Linked DNA regions of Homo sapiens: region 1 is linked to region 2. A link is an interaction called in ENCODE POLR2A ChIA-PET data of the cell type or tissue named here. Cell type or tissue: MCF 10A. All regions are shown on one strand.

The links. ChIA-PET counts read pairs that join two places held together with the same protein. Peaks named below come from ENCODE experiments on the same cell type or tissue, not always from the same donor. Only the 100,000 strongest peaks of a DNase experiment are listed, where the experiment ranks them.
Region 1: POLR2A ChIA-PET joins it to region 2 with 5 read pairs; 1 of 35 experiments calls an interaction of 5 or more read pairs at or near these places.

Annotation. Positions count from the first base shown.
Region 1 is chr1:153,606,466-153,611,465 of GRCh38, forward strand. S100A16 (S100 calcium binding protein A16) reads right to left here. Exons shown (of 3, transcript NM_080388.3): 2 at 1,534-1,712; 3 at 421-1,227. The coding sequence starts at 1,686. The coding sequence ends at 1,069. Among named protein-coding and RNA genes, the nearest start is that of S100A16, 4.2 kb to the right of the region's middle. RefSeq lists enhancers at 1,863-3,062, 2,738-3,451. In MCF 10A, no CTCF peak of the experiment used is centred here; DNase peaks (open chromatin) are centred at 2,556, 2,926, 4,066 and 4,666.
Region 2 is chr1:154,424,657-154,429,656 of GRCh38, forward strand. It overlaps IL6R (interleukin 6 receptor), which reads left to right. Exons shown (of 10, transcript NM_000565.4): 2 at 4,540-4,788. Among named protein-coding and RNA genes, the nearest start is that of IL6R-AS1, 21 kb to the left of the region's middle. RefSeq lists enhancers at 2,038-2,538, 2,539-3,039. In MCF 10A, no CTCF peak of the experiment used is centred here; a DNase peak (open chromatin) is centred at 3,045.

The sequences.
Region 1 (5,000 bases), 820 kb before region 2:
GGTTCCCTCTCTCAGCTTTGGGGCCTCCGTCCCTCTGTCTCTGTACAGGGGAGCTTCTTCCTTCTCCCTTCCGTCTTGCCCCTTCTTGCCTATTAAACTCTCCGCTCCAAAAAAAAAAAAAAAAAAAGACTAAGGGTCATGGTCCCTCTCTCGTGGAATTGCAGTGAGGACTAAACGGGACTTACAGTGTGCCTGGAAGTTGAATTTGAGTCTGAGTCTGGGCTAAAAGGGCCCAGAGATGGTGACCTAAGGCCTTTGGCCCTTTATGGAGGAGGATGGAGGGAGCTGCTGGCCCACAGCTGACAGTGCCTGTTGGAATTTAGGAGTTCTGGCTCCTTTCTTGCTCTGCCTTTGAGGTTCTTCTGTGAGATTCTCTCTTATCACAGGGCCCAAGGGCTAAGACCACCAAAGCATAAAACGTTTCCAAGGAGTGGGAAGGTTTTAATGAGCATCCCAGAGGGACCAGGGGATACAAACTCCAAATCCAGCCTTTATATCATCATTATTTCAAGCAACAGGAGGAGGCTCAGCCTTGCTTAGCTCATTCCCAGATGAAGAGGCAGCTGGAGGGAAGTCCCTGAAAGTGCCTCTCTACCCAGCAGAGGGGCTAAGGGAAAGTGGAGAGGTCTCTGCTGCTGCTGCTGCTGCTGCTGCTGCTGTTGCTGCTACCACTGCCACCAAGAGCAGGGAGACCTCAAGCACCAAGCTGACCTTTGGAGGTCAGGACGGACCCAGAATCAGGCAGGAATTTGGCAGGAACATCAGACATTGGAAGGTTAGATGAGACTGAACAGGTGAGAAAACTCTTAGGGTCCCCAGACAGCATTGAGATCTCACAGAGGGGCCCCAAGGGCCTGCGACTCCAGGAGCTGAGACCCCCCAGGGAGGGAGGTACCTCTAGACTGAGACACTCACAAAGGGACCCCAGTTCAGCAAGGGTCAGAGGAAGGTCTGGAGGGAGAAGAGAGTAAAGGGCCCTGGGTGGGCAGGAGGCTGAGGAGGGAGCCTGGGGAGAGCACCAGGGCGGGGCATCAGGCCAGTGCCTGGAAGGTGTGGCCAAAGGGGTCTCTAGCTGCTGCTCTGCTGCTCCTGCTCATGGATGAGTTTGGCGATGGGGCCGGTGATGCCGCCTATCAAGGTCCAGTACTCATCGAAGCTGATGCGCCCATCATGATTGGCATCCAGGTTCTGGATGAGCTTATCCGCAGCCTTCCGGTTCCCTGTGTCCTGGGGAGGAAGCAGGGTCAGCAATGCTGATGGTGGAAGCCCCAGAGAGACTCCAGGCAGGACCCTAGGCAGAGACCCAGGATCTGGCCTGCACAGCTGCTTCCCTTGGGAAATGCAAATATAGCCCTCACTGGCTAGGCCTAAGCATCCTGAGAAGACAGAGGCCTGGGGGTGTAGAAGACCCTGGAGTTAGCGGGGACACTGGAAGGATAGAGGCCTCAGCAGGGAAAGACACCCTCAGAGGCCAGAGGCTTGCAGGGGAGGGAAGGGGAGAGGGAGGCAAGGCCCTTGGGTGAGAGGCCTTACCGACAGCATGTGGTTCAGCTCTTTCTGGAGCATCTCGCGGAAGCTGCTCTTGCTGATCTTGTTCTTGACCAGGCTGTACTTAGACACATATTTGTAGAAGTTTTCCACCAGGACAATGACTGCCTTCTCCAGCTCCGTGTAGCAGTCTGACATCTCCCTGCTTCGCCTGCTGGCGGGGCCTGGACACCAGGAGGAGGGGAGATGAGAAGAGACACCCACAGGCCATACCTCCTCCTCCTCCACACCCACCCTAGGCCCTGGGTCCCTCCTCCTGCCTTGTTTCTGGTCCCTGGAGAAGAAGGTGGCAGGAAAAGGGGAACAGAGTGGGTGGGGGAGAGTGAGCCCTGGAATGAGAACTATGCGGCTCCTCTAATCCAGGTGCTCCCCAGCTCAACCGCCTCAACAGGTTCTCCAGGCCCTGCCCCAGCCCCAGGCACCAGGTTCCAGCCCTAGGGAGCAAGATCCCTAGTGTCAGAGCCCTACGGGGCAAGAGGCTCTCATGGGAAGAGAAGAGTCCACCTGTTCTCCCACCCTGCTCCACAGCTGGCCCACCTCTCCCGGGGCCAAGCATGGCTGGGACAGCTGGGATGAGCCATGGAGGTTAGGGGCAGAGGCTACTGCCTCCCACTCCCAGGACTGGCTGAGACCCCAGCCCCAGGCAACAAAGCAGAAAGGAAGATGTAGGCCTTCCCCAATCCCTTGCCGGGCTCCAGGACAGTGAGTCCCGGGTCTCAGAACCTGGCTGCCCCTTATGGGAAAGGACAAGGTCCAGATCAATTGGATCAGATTTTGTGCAGCTCTCCCAACACACCCCGCCACACCCTGCTAGCCTCTCCTCCCTTATTCCCATCCCTAAATACACAGCAGGACCCAAGAACACCCCCACCCACACATCGTTACCTAAGGCGGGGGCCAAGCCCAGTTACAGCCCAGCTGGAGTCGGACTCTGGACACAGCAGCAGACTGCCAGAGGGCACATGCGTCACCCTCTCACCCCAGGACAAAAGACACTTTCTAAGCGGATACAGCCTTCTGAATAACAGGATATGAGGGGAGCAGGCGGATCTGGATCTACTCTGTGAGTCACGGCCCATGCCCAAAACCCCCCCACATCAACCCCAGGCAAATCAGACTCCCTTCCCACCCCCAAGCCCAGGAATGTGCTCCAGTCACCCTCACCCGGCGGGTCCTGGTGAAAGGAGATGGACAAAACAGGGTCACAGCCACCATAGGGGCCTGAGCAAGCCACAGTCAGATTTGGAAGGAAAGGCTGCTCGGTCAGGCCCCACCACAGCCTCCTGTCCTGCCACCTGCTTTCCGTTGGCCACTTGTGGCCATTCCTACTCCCATGCCGGCTGCCCTGCCCTCTCCAGCCAGCCTGCCAATCACTCTCGCCCCGCCCAAGCCACGCCTCCGAAGGAAGCCTGCCTTGACCCCTGCACTGGGTGCCATCCTCCCTGACTCCCACAGACGTGTCTGTCATCACCACTCAGCTAGCACTGGCTGGGGCCCACTAACTGGTGAGGCCACGGTGTCTTTCTGGGTCCTGTCTTGTTCCTTGAGACAAGCATAGTTTTTCTTACACATGGCCAATGTATTTTCTGAACCAAGCGGCGGGACTCAGACTTTAGGACAGTTTTTTCAATCCTGGATATACACCACCCCCTGCTTTTAATCTCTGCATCTCTCCAGCCCACATTGCCTGGTCCAGTGCCTTGCTCAAGGTACACGTTCTATAAATATTCCACCTCCTTCCAGCCCTGATAACGGGTATTGCACGTCCTTGACCACCTTTTAAGCTTTTTCTTTCATGAAGCCTCTTCTGAAGGAAGGGTGGGACCAGGAGGGAACAGGCCAGGAAGCAAGAAGGAAGGAGAGTTGAGAGGAAGAGTCAGGCTGCGGCTTCTCTGAAGGGAAATCCTGCCCTTGTCTTCCCTCCTCCGCCTGCCCAAACCCTCTGGTCCTTGGCTGGGAGGATGGAGCAGAGTACCAGGATGGCAGGAAGCCACACGCTTTTCCATATTCTTTTATTTAAGTGTGTAACTGCGTGGTTCCCTGTCTATACCGCTGCAAGACTTTCATACAAACACTTTAACATTTACAGTTGAAGAGGAAGACCATTGTTCAACCTGTGGTCTGTCTGCTGTGCTGCCCTTGGGTTGGAGGTGGCTCAGGTTCATGACCAGTGTTCCAGGTGATTCTGAAAACCGTGCCCATTTCTGGAAGGACTGTGCCAAGTCCACTCCCAACCAAGACTTGGAAGTGGGAAGATAATTCAGAGAAACTCCCCACACTTAACCATCCCAATCCTTGTTCCCTAAATGAGGGATCTTGTGGGAAACGGTCAGGGAGAGGAAGAGGGAAGGAAATGGGTGGTGCACCTCCCTCTGCCACTCTCCCCACAAGCTAGCCCACCTCTCCCACCACCTGCCTCCTTGGAGTCATTTCTCTGAGCTGTCTCCTCCTGGCCTTCCTCAATACCATGACTCAACCCCTGCTTGGCCTCTGGCAGCAGCCAAGTGGCCAAGACACAGATGAGCCCCAGAGATGACTCTGCCACCTGCTCCCAGGAGTACTGGGAGACCCAGAGCGGGAGCTCCAGTGCCTCAGGGCTTCAGCTCCCAGCCCCTCCTCCCAGGAATCCACCCGCTCCCCACCTTCGGTAAAATGGACAGTGCTGGAGATAACCATCTGACAAGTGCTTTTCTGGAGCTTTTTCTGAAGGAAGGATAGGGTAGCAGGCAGGCAGGGATCGTTATCCTCCTCTGCCTCCCTCCCCTGGAGGCCAGGAGACAGGATCTGCCACCCCACCCACCCCACAAGCCACCTGCTCCTCCCGCCTGCCCCATTCCCCCACCAGCCAGGCCCCGGGTCTCCTGGTTCAGGGGTCGGGCAGATGTTCTATCCCATCAGCCGCTTCCTAGAAAGGTCAAGCAGGAGGTCGTTCCTGCATTGGCCCTGCCACAGGTAGATCCTGGCCTGAGTGGACAGTGTACACAGGAGCCTTCCAGAAATGTGGGAATGGGAGGACCACGTGTCCTCCAATGGGCCCTCTCACCTCAGGCCTCCAGCCCTACCCCAATGTTCTCATTGTCTTCCCCTTGGCTGATTCATCATTGAGCAACAAGCAGTCTCCCACCCCCACCCCACCCACCTCAGCCCAGCTTGCTGACTTCTCCAAAAGCCCAAATTGCCCTGACTCCATGCCCCTGGATCCCAGCCACTCCAGCCCCACCCTCCCACCCCCAGGTTCTGGGCTCCACGCCCTCCAAATGCCTCCTAACCACCCCTAGCATCCCCAGGCTCCTTCCGTCTGGAGCTCCAAACATCCACCACACCGTCCTAAGTCCACCTTCTCTTCTCACCCCACAGACACCTCTGGAGTCTTAAGTTTTTTCCAAGTGTTGGGATGTGTCCCTAGACTCCTGTCCCTCCTGGTCACTGTTCTCTCCAGAGCCTAGCCCACT
Region 2 (5,000 bases):
TGTCGTTGCATCTTCCATACGTAACCGCATTCAGGCACTGATGGACTTCAAGATGTGGGCTGGATGTGGTAAACTGCTGCCTCCATCAGGTGCTCATTGGAGTTCAACGCACTGGACCGTGTGTTCAGTTGTGATGTAGCAGGACAAGCCACAGACAAAACCCCTCAGACACCGAGTTAAAGAAGGAAGGGCTTCATTCGGCTGGGAGCTTCAGCAAGACTCATGCCTCCAACAACCGAGCTCCCCGAGTGAGCAATTCCTGTCCCTTTTAAGGGCTCACAACTCCAAAGGGGTCCGCATGAGAGGGTTGTGATTGATTGAGCAAGCAGGGGGTACGTGACTGGGGGCTGCATGCACCGGTAATTAGAATGGAATAGAACAGGACAGGGATTTTCACAGTGCTTTTCTATGCAATGTCTATAATCTATAGATAACATAACCGATTAGGTCAGGGGTTGATCTTTAACTATCAGGCCCAGGGTGTGGCGCCGGGCTGTCTGCTTGTGGATTTCATTTCTGCCTTTTAGTTTTTACTACTTCTTTCTTTGGAGGCAGAAATTGGGCATAAGACAATATGAGGGGTGGTCTCCTCCCTTAGTGAAGGAAAAGGACACAGGTCACACACGCCAACACCAGCAGTTTCATTCTTAGGGAAGTTCTTGGGCAAGTGCACTGAGTCATGAGAAAGTTGATAGCCACCCTCTTTGATATGGCAAAACAATGGGAATGACCGCAAACCTCCCTCAGTGAGAGAATGATAGGGTCACACAACGAAATATTACATAGCAGTGAGACTGAACGAACTACGTGTCAGTGAATCAGAGAAACATATAAATGAGGCCGGGCCAGGTTGTCATCCCTCTAATCCCAACATTTTGGAGGCCCAGGTAGGAGGATTGCTTGAGGCCAAGAGTTTGAGACCAGCCTGGGCAATATAGTGAAACCTCATCTCTCAAAAAAAAAAATATACAGCCAGTCATGGTAGCATGTACCTGTAGTCTCAGCTACTTGGGAAGCTGCGGTGGGAGGATCAGTTGAGCCCAGGAATTAGAAGTTGCAGTGAACCATGATTGTGCCACTGTACTTCAGCCTGAGTGACAGAGTGAGACCCTGTCCCAAGAAAAAGAAAAAAAAAAAAAGCAGCCGGGCACAGAGCCTCATGCCTGTAATCTCAGCACTTTGGGAGGCTAAGGCAGGAGGATGGCTTGAGGCCGGGAGTTGAAGACCAGCCTGGGCAATATATTGAGAACTTGTCTCTAGTAAAAATTAAAAAATTAGCCGGGCATGGTGGTGTGCACCTCCCAGTTACTCAGGAGGCTAAGGTGGGAGGATCGCTTGAGCCCAGGAGTTTGAGGTTGCAAAAAGCTATGATTGTGCCACTGCACTCCAGCCTGGGCAGCAGACTGAGACCCTGTATCAGACACACACACACACACACACACACACACACACATATACACACAAAGGAAGTTCGAGAAAAGCACCAGACTGAGACCCTGTATCAGACACACACACACACACACACACACACACACACATATATACACACAAAGGAAGTTCGAGAAAAGCACCAGCTGGGCGTGGTGGCTCACGCCTGTAATCCCAGCACTTTGGGAGGCCGAGGCGGGTGGATCACCTGAGGTCAGGAGTTCAAGACCAGCCTGACTAATATGGTGAAACCCCATCTCTACTAAAAATACAAAAAAAGGAAAAAATTAGCCGGGCATGGTGGTGTGTGCCTGTAGTCCCAACTACTCGGGAGGCTGAGACAGGAGAATTGCTTGAACCCAGGAGGTTGAGGATGCAGTGAGCCGAGATCGCGCCATTGCACTCCAGCCTGGGTGATAGAGCGAGATTCTGTCTCAAAAAAAAAAAAAAAGAAAGAAAAGAGAAAAGCATATCACAGCAGAAGACTATATTCAAACCATTTATATGAAGCTCAAAAATGAAGCAAAGTTAAGAAAAATGTAGGGATGTATGGGTAGTGAAAGTTAGGTTGGTGGGCTTTCCTGGGTATTTTATGCTTCATAAATTAACTTTTATGTATGTAGCTTTTACATACATTATATATATGAATTTGCATGTATTCAGTATTATGTAATACATTAAAAACAATGTTCGCAATGCTAAAAATATATTGTTGAAGATTCTGTGTGAAAGCTATACTGTAGTTGTGGCTTTTTATAACCCTTTCAAGCCCTCTGGGCAGTAGCAGTCCACCCCTTATTGCCCTCAGTGGACTTCACCTTCTAGGGACTCAGAATTTTTTTTTTTTTTTTGAGACGGAGCTTCGCTCTTTTTGCCCAGGCTGGAGTGCAGTGGCGTGATCTCGGCTCACTGCAAGCTCCGCCTCCCTGGTTCAAGCAATTCTCCTGCCTCAGCCTCCCAAGTAGCTGGGATTACAGGAGCCTGCCACCACGCCCAGCAAATTTTTTGTATTTTTAGTAGAGACAGGGTTTCACCATGTTGGCCAGGATGGTCTCGATCTCTTGACTTGTGATCCGTCTCGCCTCGGCCTCCCAAAGTGCTGGGATTACAGGTGTGAGGCCCAGCTGGGACTCAGATTTTGCTGAGGACCAGGACAGTACTGTGTGCTGTGTCCTGGCCTTGCAGCAGTGAATGTGTCTCCCGTTTCTCAAGGGCAGGTCTCTGGGATGCCTGACTGTGTCTTCCTTGCCAGTGCCTGGCTGCTGCAGCCTCCTCAAATGTTTATCAAACACAGGACTTGCCCACCGTGGGAGAAAGTAAGGCCATAGGTGTCTCAGGAACCTGCCCAAACTCGCCTGGCTGCACGGTGACAATTCAACCAGCTTTCTTACCCAAGGTCTGTTGGTGACCAGAGAAAACCTTAGATGACCGGCTGCCATGATGGCCTTATATCTGTCCCTTTTCTGCCAGCCTTGAGGTAGAGGGTGCCAGGGAGGAGGACTCTGGCTCTAGGTGTTAAAGTGAGAGGGAAGTGTGAAGGGTATCTGTATAGCTAGACAGGGCTCAATGCCAGGCAGAGCTGTCTCCGCCCCTTTGATGTCTATGTCTCTGTCCCTGGACTGTGGCCAGTAGCCAGTGTGGACTCCAACCTCACCAGCTTTAGGGGTGTTATCTGCCTGGGAGTCACTGATCCTTACTCCCTCCTCTGACAGCCACCTTGGATGGGGTGAAAGGAAGGACAGCCTGCCAAGTATGAGATAAAAACGCCTCATAAACAAGAAGGGATTTGCAGGCCAGGCAGAGAGCCTTGTGCTGCTTCTGAGTCCCAGGAGCATGGGCGAGGAGGTGAGGTCAGGCACTCAGCAGCTGCTGGTCCTCTCTGAAATCTTTGGCCAGATTTATTGCTACTGCTTGCTAATAAATGGTTATGCATTTGGTTCAAAGGACCAAGTGTGCTTACATGAAAACTGGCTGTGTTCCCTGGCCTCTGTTTCCTTAGCTGGTTGGACTAATTTGATTGGTTAATAAATGAGTCCAAGGTGGTTGGGCTAATTTTTATCTTAGATTCTATGACTCTATAACTGCTACTCAAAAAAAGTGTACTTGTTCCTTTAATCTTTAATCTTATTTTTCTTGAGTAGTAGAATACACCCAATTTTTTTCAAGGGGTAGAGAATGCATTTTTTTTTTAACCTTCCAGTTTGGTCCCTAGAGTAAACACAGCATTGCTGTAGTAGATGTAGGGTACTGGAGGGAGCATGGAACAGGGAACCAGAAGCCCTGGTTCCTACCCCAGCTGGGCATCTGGGCCAGTCTCTTGATTCCTCTGTGCCTCAGTTACCAACTATATAACGGGCATTCTGCCATGAATACCCTGCGATTTGGAAACCTCCTGTGTACGTGTGCACTTGGGTGCCTGGCATTCATTCCTAATGGCATCCATTCGTTCACACATTCATCCAGTACTCAGCAGACTCCTGCCATGGGCCAGGCAACGTCCCGGGCACTTGGAATATAATGGAGAACAAAGCAGGGTGCCTACTTCTGTGGTGCTTGGAGTCTTGAGGGGAAGAGAGACACGGAATTCGTAATTACATGGCAGCGTGTGGGTGACGTATTGCAGAATGAGGGCCTAGTGGAGCTGGGGGACCGGAAACGATGTTTAGGCCGAGACCTGGAATAGGAGGAGTTGTCGTGGGGATGATGTAGGAAGAACGAGTGTGAGGAGGAGAGCGAGGGGAGTTGAGGGGAGGGCTCCACACCTTCTAAGGAGTGGGGAGAGATGAGGCCTCCAAGGACAGAAGGGCCCTGCAGGCCACGCTGAGGAGCTTGGACTTCATCTTGTGGATGGTGGCAGGCCCTTGAAGGGTTTTCTAATCCAGGGAGTGGGGTGGCTGGATCATGGCTTCAGAAGGCTCTCCCAGGCAGCTGGATGGTGAAGACCAGGTTGGGGAGGTCACCAGGAGAATGCTGCCCTAATCCAGGCAGAGGTGACGGTAGCCTGGGCCACTTCATCATTATCACTGAGGCCTCTCGTGGCTTCCTCAGACCAGAACGAAGCCCCCTTCTTCAGTGGCTGTGGGCTCACCAAGTGTCTTCTCCCTCCTCCAGAGGTGGCGAGAGGCGTGCTGACCAGTCTGCCAGGAGACAGCGTGACTCTGACCTGCCCGGGGGTAGAGCCGGAAGACAATGCCACTGTTCACTGGGTGCTCAGGAAGCCGGCTGCAGGCTCCCACCCCAGCAGATGGGCTGGCATGGGAAGGAGGCTGCTGCTGAGGTCGGTGCAGCTCCACGACTCTGGAAACTATTCATGCTACCGGGCCGGCCGCCCAGCTGGGACTGTGCACTTGCTGGTGGATGGTGAGTTGTGCCTCAGAGGTCCCGGAGATAGTTCCCGTAAGAAATGAGGCTTTGTGCATTCCAGACAGTCCCTGTCTGAGCCTTCAAACTCCCACCATTTCCTTGGCGCAAGAATTTTGGGGAAGGCCCACCAATGTCTGCCATCCAGATGCTGGCAAAGACTGCTGCTGGGTGGGAGTGGGAGCGTCTGACTGGTGGGGAACATTGGCTTT